2 separate regions of the Homo sapiens genome follow, and region 2 is linked to region 1. A link is a contact called in ENCODE Hi-C data. All regions are on one chromosome and are shown on one strand. The core of a region is the stretch at or near the end of the contact, and the rest is flanking DNA. Distances in the headings are between cores, read along the strand shown.

Evidence for each region. Hi-C counts contacts between places; a loop is a spot of excess contacts on that map. Pooled maps may share reads with other maps.
Region 2: a loop to region 1 is called in a map with no recorded cell type, with 21 times the contacts of the local background. The contact joins two enhancer-like sites. A Hi-C loop is called at or near these places in 2 of 37 single-sample maps with no recorded cell type and 3 of 50 pooled maps.

The regions. Positions count from the first base shown.
Region 1 is chr2:164,757,889-164,764,043 of GRCh38, reverse strand. All of the region lies in intron 2 of COBLL1 (cordon-bleu WH2 repeat protein like 1), which reads left to right. Among named protein-coding and RNA genes, the nearest start is that of SNORA70F, 73 kb to the right of the region's middle. Within about 2 kb of position 2,648, at least 3 of the 41 ENCODE cell types and tissues checked have a DNase peak (open chromatin) inside an H3K27ac peak, as active enhancers do.
Region 2 is chr2:168,191,610-168,197,764 of GRCh38, reverse strand. The region is part of intron 1 of STK39 (serine/threonine kinase 39); the gene reads left to right. Among named protein-coding and RNA genes, the nearest start is that of STK39, 53 kb to the left of the region's middle. Within about 2 kb of position 2,449, at least 9 of the 41 ENCODE cell types and tissues checked have a DNase peak (open chromatin) inside an H3K27ac peak, as active enhancers do.

The sequences.
Region 1 (6,155 bases), core at 1,399-3,898:
CATGCCTGTAGTCTCAGCTACTCTGGAGGCTGAGGCAGGAGGATCTCTTGAGCCAATAGGTCGTGGCTGCAGTAAGCCACAGTTACGCCCCTGCACTCCAGCCTGGATGATAGAGCGAGACCCTGTCTCAAACATAAAGAAAAAGAAAAGCTGTTATTTAAAAACATTTAATCTTTAAAGGCAAAATTTTAAGATACATTTGTAGAGATCTAACTTTCATCCCTATTCCTTTTCTCCCACGTAATCATTTTTATTTTTATCTTGACATTGTTTCTATTATATTCCATATAGAACCCCATCTACTTTTTATCGAAAGATAGTATACTAAAAGCACTTATTTTCTTTATGTCATTTGATAATATATTCCAGTCATGAATGTGTGCGATCTTTTTCATTCCTTTTCATGATTGCATAATACTTTATCAAGTGGATGTACCATAATTTGATATAGTCTATACTTCATGGATATTTGGTTTGTTTCTAGTCTTTTGTTTTCAAAAATGCTGCAAGAACTAACCTTTCGCATAAGCCATAAGCTGGTGTGTCTTTGGGATAACTTCCTGGTAGTAGGATTATTGGGCCAAAGGGTAACTACGTATTTGATTGTGTTAGTTATTGCTAAATATTTCTCTATAGGGAAAATTCCTCCATTTTGGTCTCCCACCAGCAAGGTATGAGAGTGCTTCTTTTCCCAACCATACCTATAGTGTGTGTTGACAAATTTTTTACATTTTTTTCTCAAACAAAAAAAAAAGAAAAAAGACATTTTTTTCAAACCTGATACGTACGAAGTATATTTTTGCATAAAACTAAGGATTTTAAAATTGTACGGTGACTTTATTGGAAATGTGACCCTTTATGCCAGGAATCAGTGAGCTTTTCCTATAAATGGCGAGACAGTAAACATTTTAGACTTTGCAGGCTCTAAGGTCTCTGTCACAACCACTCAACTCTGTTATTGTGTGAAAGCACTCATAGATTATATGTAAACAAATGAGCATGTTCATGTTCCAGCAAACCTTTATTTTTTTAAAAAAGGATGATAGGCGGGCAGGCGCAGTGGCTCTAGCCTGTAATCCTGGCACTTTGGGAGGCCGAGGCAGGCGGAGCACAAGGTCAAGAGATAGAGACCATCCTTGCTAATATGGTGAAACCCCGTCTCTACTAAAAATACAAAAAATTAGCCGGGCGTGGTGCCAGGCGCCTGTAGTCCCAGCTACTCGGGAGGCTGAGGCAGGAGAATGGCCTGAACCCTGGAGGCGGAGCTTGCAGTGAGTCGAGATCGCACCACTGCACTCCAGCCTGGGTGACAGAGCAAGACTGCGTCTCAAAAAAAAAAAAAAAAAAGGATGATAGGCTTAACTTGGCCTGTAGGCCATAGTTTGTTCACACTTACCTTATGCTGTTTTTAATAATGCAAGTGATTTAAGATGATCAGATGCTTTTACCAGGCTAGCTAGTTTGTTCTCGTATAATACACTATACATTTGATATATTGATTAAACGAGACAGCTGAGACACAGCTCAGTATATGTTGGATTGATACTAGAACTGAAGTATACTGTCTTGTAATCCAGCACTCTTTTCTAGTTCCCCACTACCTCTCCTGGTTAGTTCAGGACACTGTATATTGGATTATTTCATCTGTGGTACAGTAGATGCTACTACTGGCCAAACTTACATTGAAAGTACTTTGAGTTGTCATAGACTTGTCCTCCTTCAAACACACATGCTCAGTTGACTTTTATTTTGCCCAGTGATACTCACTTTTTTTCTAGCTCAGTGGTTGGCACTGTCACCTGTGGCCAAAGAGCATGGTCAGGTTAAATAGCCCTATAAGGAAGGATTAAGCCTATAATTATGGATTCACTTGAGGCTAGTATTAATCAGCTGAACTATTTGAGCATAATCACATAATGACCATAATTTTTCATCCAAAAGAACTTATTTTTCCACAGAGTGAAGAGCAAATGAGCTAGCATTTCAGAGGTTATAGGAACGGTTTAAGTTAGAGATTAGCAGCCTTTCAGAAATGATGATCTAAGACTTGATTTATTCTCTAGTTGCATTGCTACTTCTCTTATGAGATGGCAGGGAGATAGTGGAAAAACTGTGATTCATTCTTTGCTGAGAAAAGGTGAAAAGGGCCTGGTAGGTACTTGGCATAGAGCTGCCTAATATAAATGTGAAAATTGTATACCTGTATGTTCCTGTGGACATCCTGTTAGGAGAGAATTTGAGTGAAGATTTGGAAACTTCTTGGGTTTTAACTCTTACTGTGTTGTATATGGAGTAATATTTAGGTTGATCTTTTCATGAATTATATCGAACAAAGGAAACTTTTAAATCAAGTGCCTCGATGCTTATTTTTGTTTATGATTTGCCAACAATAATTATTTCATATAAAAGCATAGATAAAGGCCTATAATAGACATTTTAAATATGTGACGCCTGTGTCTTATTGAGGATATATTTTCTCTACACACCTTTGTTTTCACAGCATGGGTTTTTTTTCTTATGTCAGTGTTTTCACTTCTGTATTATCAGATGTGTTATGACTAACAGCATTTGCATTTTTTTTTTTTTTGAGATGGAGTTTCACTCTTGTTACCCAGGCTCGAGTGCAATGATGCGAGCTTGGCTCTTTCGCTCTTGTTACTCAGGCTCGAGTGCAATGATGCGAGCTTGGCTCACTGCAACCTCTGCTTCCCAGCTTCAAGTGATTCTCCTGCCTCAGCCTCCCGAGTAGCTAGTATTACAGGTATGTGCCGCCATGCCCAGCTAATTTTGTATTTTTAGTAGAGACAGGGTTTCTCCATGTAGGTCAGGCTGGTTTCGAACTCCCGACCTCAGGCGATCCACCCGCCTTGGCCTCCCAAAGTGCTGGGATTACAGGCATGAGCCACCGTGCCTGGCCAGTATTTGCATTATTAAATAGATCCATAACATCATTGCATGTCTTTTGCTGTATCTGTGACAGCTTCTTGACTCAGTTATATAATCTGGGAATGAGGTCTTGTGTGGGTAGGACTTCTTTAGTAATTAGCCATTAAATAGAACAACAGTTATTGATGGGGATCATCATTTTTTCCAATATCTTTGCCTTTATTTTAGTTCGGTGGTTTCAAACTGTAATGTGCTAGATTATCAGCGTATATTACCTGGACCCTGTATACAGGTTTACTTTAAATAGGTACGAACTGAAGCCAACATGTGTTATAAACAAGTTCCATAGGTGATTCTAATATCTACCAAATTTTGAGAATCACTACCTTAGATATATTTTTATTGTAACTTTTATTTTTTTACTAGTTTTCTTTGAAAGAAGTTACAGAAATAGTGCAGAAAGTTTCTCTGTGCCCTTCTTCTAGCTTTCCCCCAATAATAATATCATATATAATGGTAGTATGTTGTCAAAACCAAGGAAGTGACATCGATACTAATGCTATTAACACAGGTACAGACCTTATTCTGATTTCATCAGCTTTTTACATGCATTCTATAATCATTATGTTTGTTGATTTAGGTTTATAGTTCTATGAAACTTTGCCACATGTGTAGATTTATGTAACTGCACCATTCTTTATCAGAGTACAGAACTCTTCACCACCACAAAGAAACTCCCTCATGTTAACCCTTAATAGTCTCATCATGCCTCCAAATTTGGCTGCCATTGATCTGTTTTCTGTGACCTGAAGTTTGTCCCTTTGAGACTCTTACGTAAGCAGAACCATACAGTATGTAACTCCTTGAGACTGTCTTTTTTCAGTCAGCCTAGTACCCTTGAGATCCATCCGAGTTGAATGTATCAAAACTTTGCTGATTTTTATTGCTGAGTAGTTTTCTGTTGTATGGATGCATCATAGTTTTTTATTGTTTCTCCCATGGGAGCACATTTGGGTTGTTTCCAGTTTGGGTCTTTATGAAGAAAGCAGCCAGAAACATTCATGTAGAGGTTTTTGTGAATATAAGTTTTCACTACTCTTGTGCAAATACCTAGGAGTAGATTACTGGGTCATACGTTATGTGTATGTTTAGTTCTATATGGCAGTGCCAAATTGCTTCCCAGAGTGGCCTTCACCGTTTTGCATTCACATTATACAAGCCACATATGAGAGAGCCAGTTTCTCCACTTTCTTGTCTGTACTTGGTATTACCAGTATTTTAAAATTTAGGTGTGTAGTGGTAGATCATCATAGCTTTAATTTGCATTTTCCTAATAGATAATGTTGTTAAACCTATTTTTGTGTGTCTATTTGCCATTCGTGTACCCTCGTTGGTAACGAGTTTACACCTTTTTCCATCTCATGGCTGGATTGTTTCTTGCTATGGAGTTTAGAGAGTTCTTTGTATATGCTAGATATGTCTTTTTGCTGAATATGTGACTTGCAAATATTTTCTCCCAGTCTGTGGCTTGCGTTTTCATCCCCTTAATAGGGTCTTTCACAGAACAGAAGTTTTTAATTTTTGATGAAGTCAAATTTTTTTATATACATATATGTATACTAAATCTATGGATTGTGCCTTTGATGTCATAGCTAATCCTATGGCCTAACTTTTGTTCCCAAAGATTTTTTTCTTATGTTTTTATCTATAAATTTTTTAAGTTTATGTTTTAAATTTAGATCCAATTTAAGGTAATTTTTGAATAATGTGCTACTTTTGATTTTAGTATTTCTAAACTCTGTTTGAGATACTATGTCCAAATAGTTCTTTTAGCTAGTATTTGTCAAAACCTGTAACTAGGAAAATTATTTTGGCAAATTTATTTCAGGGAGTTTTCTTTATCAGTATGTGGTGAATGATAGGTTTACCCCAACATGAATTTAAAATTTTAACAGAGTCTGATAACTCAACGATGTTTAATATTTACCCAAGTTCATATTTGAGAGTATGTTATTCACATTGTGACTTGAAAGCAACTTTTGGTTTTATTGTTTGGTTGGCTGATCTACCAGTGGGCTTGCTTGGCTGACATGCATTCCCACTCTTTAATATGTGTATGTGCATATATTTTAATAATTATAACTCTCACATTTAATGTTTTAAATGCTAGGTTTCTAACCTAGTGTGTGTTTGAAATTTAAAAAAAAAATCAACTAAAACTTTTTAACTTCCTTTGGTGGAGAACTTTTTTTTCTATATTTATTGCTTCAGAGAGCAAGTATAGTAAAATTTTAAAAAATCCACAGATAATTTTGTTTTTAATGAGTAACTTTTTCTTCAAATTTTTTGAATAATAATTTAACCTTTTTAAAGTAGAAATATATATTTGTAATAAGGCCTTTTATACTTAATTTCTATGTGCCAAAGAAAAAAGAGGTCAGAGTTTCACATAGTTCTCTCTTCTCATATTTTTGTTAATCATTAAAAAAAATTTAATTGTAGTGTCAGTCACATTTTTATGACCTTTTTTGGACTAATTTTTCTAAACCACAGTGATTCTCCCATATATGTTGCTTGCAAGGCAACAAACACAAGTGCAAAGGAAGCTTTCAGTAGATGATGTTGAGTCCAGCTGCTGCTGACACTTGTATGGGCAGAAAGTTGTGCAAGAATGACTGGAATCATAAGTGAGCATTGGGACATGGTTTTGTGGTTTGGGTTTGTTATTGAGAGAAGTTATTTGGTCATTTCTATAAATGTTTATGAATTATTTTAGGGTTCTATTCAAAAAAGGGTAGTATTTGTTAGGGGATTATATATATAAAACATTTGGCATAGTTTCTGCAACTAGATAAGCATTCAGTTAATGTAGAGTTTTTTCCTAGAGTGCATTTAGGACATCTTTGCCATTGTTTAGTTGGACTTATTCCATTTTTAAGTTATTGGTATCTGAGGGCCTCATATGGTATTTCTTTAATCTGCTCACAATTTCTTTATATAGCACTAAGTACACAGTGGGTGCCCAGTAAATGTTGTTGACTGTCTTGTGACTCATTGTAGATATTTCTTTTAAGTCTGTTTTCTCAAATCGCTCGTTTGTTTACATTAATTTTATATCTCCTCCTTTGATATAGCTATTTCTGCTGAAGGTTTTTCTCATATTTTTCCCCAAGATGTTTTTCTCATCTTGTTCCCTTTTCTTGTTAAGAAAGTTTGACTTTCATAACTGTTCAAAAAGTAAACATCCCCTGTAAGATATTTAGGAAAAC
Region 2 (6,155 bases), core at 1,200-3,699, 3.4 Mb before region 1:
TGCACCCGGCCAGTATGGTTTAATTTTAAGGAACAAGTTAATTATTTCTTTTAAGCCTTTACAAGGAAAAGAGTTGAATGGAAAGAATACCTACAAATACTGGATATTTACATATATATTTTTTAGTTATACGTAACATTTCTTTATAGGAGGGCAGTACACATGAATACCCATTTGTAAGATATGATTGGACAGTTCTTTCCCCCTGAAATATCTCTTGAACACGGGAAGCACATCCCCTTCTCGGTTTTTATTGTTCCTTCCCCTGCATCCTCACCTTTCCTTGTTCCTGATGTTGGAGGTTCATTGAACAATATGTGGCAGCCCAAGGCTTTCAAATTGACATCTGGAGCATGCAGAACATATTCTGGTGGATGGGCCAGCGTTGGCAGGGTTTTGGGATGGATGAAGAGAGAATCAAGGCCGTTCATTATAAAATGGAGTGATGATTATAGTAGAGGCGATTACATATTTAGTTTCAGTACCTAAATGTCTCCTCCTTTGCATTTAACTTCCAATCTATCAGCAAGTCCTGTGGCTCTACGTCCAAATATATTCTCAAATCCAGCCACTTTACTTTTCTTCTTCTCTACTTTGTCTACCCTAGCACTTGCCATCGTTGATTCATGCCCGCACATCTACAGCAACACCCTAACCAACCAGGCTGTACCTGCTCTTGCCCTGCGTACAATCTTATCTACACATAGCAGCCAGAGTGACCTTTGTACAATGTAAGCCAGATTCTGTAATTCTTTTTTTCAAAATCCTTTCAAGTACTCACCTTGGTCTACAGGACTCTTTCCCTGTGTTTAGTCTCCTGCCAACCTGCCCTACCACCTCTTTCCACCTGCCTCTTAGCTGACAAGCACCAGCCACACCGCCTCTGTCTTTGTCCCTTGAGCTCTCCAAAATCATTCCTATCTGAGGCCTTTTGCCCATTCTGCCCTTCATCTTAGAATGCTCAGATCTTTGCATGGTCAGCCCCTTCTTGTCAGCCCACATGTCACCACCTGAGAGAGGCTTCTCTGACCACCATAGCTCAAGTATTGTCCCCACCAATTTTATTTTTGTCATAGCACTTAACTGCAATCTGAAATTATTTATATTACCCTTTTGTTTTTGAGACAGAGTCTTGCTCTGGAGTGCAGTGGCATGATCACAGGTCACTGCAACCTCTGCCTCCCAGGTTCAAGCAATTCTTCTGCCTCAGCCTCCCGAGTAGCTGGGATTACAGGCATCCGCCCTGCTAATTTTTTGTATTTTTAGTAGAGATGGTGTTTCACCATGTTGGCCAGCCTGGTCTTGAACTCCTGACCTCAGGTGATTCACCTGCCTTGGCCTCCCAAAGTGTTGGGATTACAGGCGTGAGCCACCACACCCAGCCATTTATGATACTTTTAAATCCATATCCCCTCTCACATAAAATGTAAACTCTAGGAAGGCAGATACTTTTTGCTCTGAGCTTCCTTTCTACCACCCTAAATAGCACATGGCACATACTAGAAGCTCAGTGAAATATGTTCAATGAATAAACAAGTACATATTCTTCATTATTGTATAAGATGTAAATTGAGGTGATCATGTAAACCATAAATTGAGGTTCTTTGCAACTCCAAGATGCTATTATTCTTAGTGTGAGGAAGGCATTATTATAATTATTACACATAATCAGTAGATCATATGTGTTTGATAACTTCTTCCCACTCCATTCCCATTTATAGTGGTAGAATTCCTTTCTTTTCCTTTTGAAATGGAGTTTTGCTCTTGTAGCCCAGGCTGGAGTGCAATGGCACGATCTTGGCCCACTGCAATCTCCACCTCCCAGGTTCAAGCAATTCTCCTGCCTCAGCCTCCTGAGTAGCTGGGATTACAGGTGCCCGCCACCACGCCCATCTAATTTTTTGATTTTTAGTAGAGATGGGGTTTTGCCGTGTTGGCCAGGCTGGTCTTGAACTCTTGACCTCAGATGATCTACCGACCTAGGCCTCCCAAAGTGCTGAGATTACAGGCGTGAGCCACCTCGCGCAGCCAATAGTGGTGGAATTCTTACACTCATCCATTCATTTTGTTCTTGTTACTCTAACTGGATGGACTTAAGTATTATCTTTGGCATGTAACAAAGTGCAGCTAATTGACACATCAGGAGACTGAATCTGAATCTTGGGCTTTTACAGAGATTGAATCTGAATTTTGGGCTTTTACAGGATTTTCATTCACATACTGTAGCTAGTAGGCTACAGCTTAGAGTTGAAACTGAAAAGCATGGCCACCGACCAGACTTTATTAAATTATGTGCAGGAGAATTATCTTGGCAGCAAATGAGGCAAATCAATGGTAGGTAACTGTCTTTTGGTGGTTTTGTTTTGAGACATGGTCTTGCTCTGTTGCCCAGGCTGGAGTGCAGTAGTGCCATCGTGGCTCACTGCAACCTCAACTTCCTCTGCTCAAGCGATCTTCCCACCACAGCCTTCCAAGTAGCTAGGACTACAGGTATGTGCCACCATGCCTGGCTAATTTTTAAAAAAATTTTTGTAGGGACGGGGTCTCATTTTGTTGCCCAGGTTATGTCTTCTGAGAGCTTAGAGTTCAAGGTAGAAACGTTAGTTACAAAAACTTGACAACGAGGATGTAAAAGTGAATACTTCCTATCATTTGAGTAAATGAAAGAGAGAGGAAATAAAGTTCATCTGTGAAAATGTCAATTTAACAAGTACTTATCAATCTAATCAGCCTAGCTGTTAAAAAAAATGTAAATGTGTGACTGTAAGTCATATTGAAACTCATGCTATCCTAAGCAGCTCTCCATCTGCTTCTAGTTAGAGATGTGTCATACATCTGGGGACCTGGGCCTCAGGCTGTGAGAAAGTAGTTTCAATTAAAAAAAAATCAATACTTGTAATGGTTTTCTTTCTTATAATATCATACCCAGTAACTTGTATAGGTTGAATTTAGACATAGCGTTATAAAGTTTATTTAATGTGAGTATGACTGGAGGCTCAACATAAGTTGAATAACAGCAGATGCAATCAGCTGGCTGTTCAGCTTTGTTTATATCTTTACCCATAATGTTTGAGGTATCATGTTTTCTGGATTAATAAAATAAATTTCCAGATAAATAAAGTCCAACTTAATTTCAATCCTAGGTGCTGGAAATAATTCTGAAATTTAATTATGCCTTTTGTACTAATTTCTACTAAGGCAGGCATTGTCTTCATCTTTCATTTGTAGTGAATTTCTGAAAAACCCACCCAAAAAATCAAATAATAAACTTACATGTTATGAGATAGAGGGAATGTTGAATCTTCATTTTTGTTTTTATTTTACTTTAATTAATTAATTTATTTTGAGACAGAGTCTCGCTCTGTTGCCCAGGCTGGAGTGCAGTGGCGTGATCTTGGCTCACTGCAACCTCTGCCACCCAAGTTCAAGCTATCCTCCCACCTCTGCCTTCCGAGTAGCTGAGACTACATGCCTGCACCACCATGCCCAGCTAATTTTTATTTTTATTTTTTAAATAGAGAAGGGGTTTCGCTGTATTGGCCAGGCTGGTCTTGAACTCCTGACCTCAAGTGATCTGCCTATGTCGGCCTCCCAAAGTGCTGGGATTACAGGCATGAGTCACCATGCTAGGCCAAATCTTCATTTTTGAATAGCCCGATACACATACATTTCTGAATTATTATTCTTTGGAGTGGATCTGCTCCTTCTGGATGCTTGCAGGCGGGCGAGACCCTTCCCAGGCTGGCACCTCTTGTCCCTGACGCCGAGGCATCTGCTTTTCCATGCTTCAGGCCTCCTTTCCAGTTCCTTCCATGGGGGCCTAAACTCGATTCCCTTATTAGGAGGTGGGTACCTGGCCCCTTCGGGGATAATTTAGGGAAGTTATGCCACCTCTGTGGTAGCAACTGAAAATGTGGCCCATGGACCAGCAGCATCACATCACCTGGGAGCTTGAGAAATGTAGAACTCACCCCTGTCCCATACTAACTAAATAAGCAGCAACGTTTTCACAGCACACCCAGGTGACCCCTTATGTTGTCTCCACATCTTTCAATACAACACAGTCCTAACACCTTAGCCCCCAGCCCCAAGACTAAAGGAGGGAACATTCTCCTGATGTCCTGCCAGGCTCCGACTCATGGTATTGTGGGATCTGCAGGTGGCCTCACTTAGGAGAAACTCTGGGCTGGGGCTGCTGGAGGCAGAGACTGCAGCATGCTGCTGCTTCCACCGGGGCTTAGCAGGTGTTCCGTGCCCTTCATGAGGGTGTGTCTTAATTTTCCTTCTCACTCAATGATGTTCTCAGGGCCCCCTGGGGTTGCCAAGACACTACTTTTCACTGCACTGGACATTTGTGTTCCTGCAGTTCATATCCTCTTCCCTTGTGGCTCTTATTTTCTGCCATCATTTCAGACTATGGCATCATGCCCCTGCTTCTGGGTGAGAGTGTGTGAAGAGGGGGGGGAAGAAAGACTTCTACCATGCAGAGGGTGACCTGACTTCCTGTATTGCGGTTGTAACTTAGGGGAGGGCCTCAGGTTGTCAGAGGAGACAGGAAAAGCAGGAGTTGGGTTATAAGTGCAATCAGATCAGATGGAGAGGTGGCATTAAAGTGAATGGATTTTCTTTTCCTGTGTCTGTGAGTAGGAGAAATGTTTTAGTTACTTGCTGCATCATGGATGTGGTAGCCAGGGCTGTTTAATTACCTGAGAAGTGGGGCTAATTGTATCTTGAACAGTGAGTCACTTTCCTGGCATAATTTTCTCTGTGCCCAATCATTACCATATAAAAGTTGTCAGTGCTGGCCCTCAGGAGTGGGATTTGAAGAGGGGGAGTTAATAGGAAGCTGGCAGGAGCTGGGGCTGAGTGGGAGCAGAGCTGATCATAGGGAGGTGGGGATAAGTAGGCATTTTCTCAAAAGGTTGTAGTGGACCTGGTTCTAGTTTCTATCCAGGTGTCTGGGATAATCATGTGGATACTATTAACCCCAACAGTCAACATTCTTAAACACTTCAGTGCTAGACATGTACATTTATATTATTATGTTTACATGTATAGTCTCATTTAATATTTACAGCCCTCCTGTGAGGTAGATGCTATTGTCATTTGCTTTTTGTAGTTGAGCAATGTGCAGCACAAAGCACACAGGCAGCTTGCCCAAGGTCACATAGCTTGGGGCTGTGTGACCCCAGACCCTCCGTCATAACCATCACTCAATCCAGAGGAAGTAGATTGGGGTGGAATGGGGCGGGGTTTGGAAGTACAGAGCGAACATTTGGAAAGTGTTAGATATTAAAAAGGATCATTTTAGGAATTGTGTTGGAAAACAGAGTGAAATGAGAATTTTTTTTAAAAGCCTGGCTATTGTTAATGGAGCTTGGAAAAGCCCCAGCCTCGTTTTGGAGCTGGTGGAGGTCACACTCCCTTGGCTCCTTATTAAGTGATTTCCTCTAAGCTCCAGATAGACCTTCCTAGAATCTGCTTGTGGTGTTGGGTTGGTAGTCAGCAGACCTCCTTCCATGTTCCTTCTTTGCCTGCTGTTTCCCTGTTAAGCTGTGCTAATGGGGGCACCAGGGGAATTTTGGAAGGCTGTGGGAGGGAGAAGGGACACGCTTCATCCTGTTACTGTTCTTGTCAGCTTAGCTTCGGAAAGGGTCTTTCCCTCTGCCAGCAGTAATTGGTTTCCATTTCCAGTTTCCTTCTACCTCTTGGAACCAGCCTTCTGCCACCCCCTGAGATGCCATCCCAGTCCCATGTAGACCTTCAGAAAGGGCTCCTCTTCAGAGGTCAGGGTCCCAGCCCTGTAGGTTTCCTCCTAAATGTGTAGAGTCTAATAACCACCACCTCCTCCCTTTGATTCCTACAGTCCTACCCAAGGAGTGGTAGCTGCTTCCTACAGCTTCCTGAGTAACTCTGTGTTAACTCAGTCTTTTCCATTCTCTAGCACCTGTTGAATAAGATCTTCGTATTAAATAATATGTCGCATTACATAGTATTGCTTCCATTTTCCTAATAGCCCCTGACTGATTAATTTCCCCAAGCCCTAGAATCCTGGCAGAGGTGTGGCGAGAGAAGCTGATACGCAGGAGGGAACCATGGTTCTCAAATCTAAGGATATGGGTGAATTGCTGGAGAAGCTAATTAAAAATGCAGAT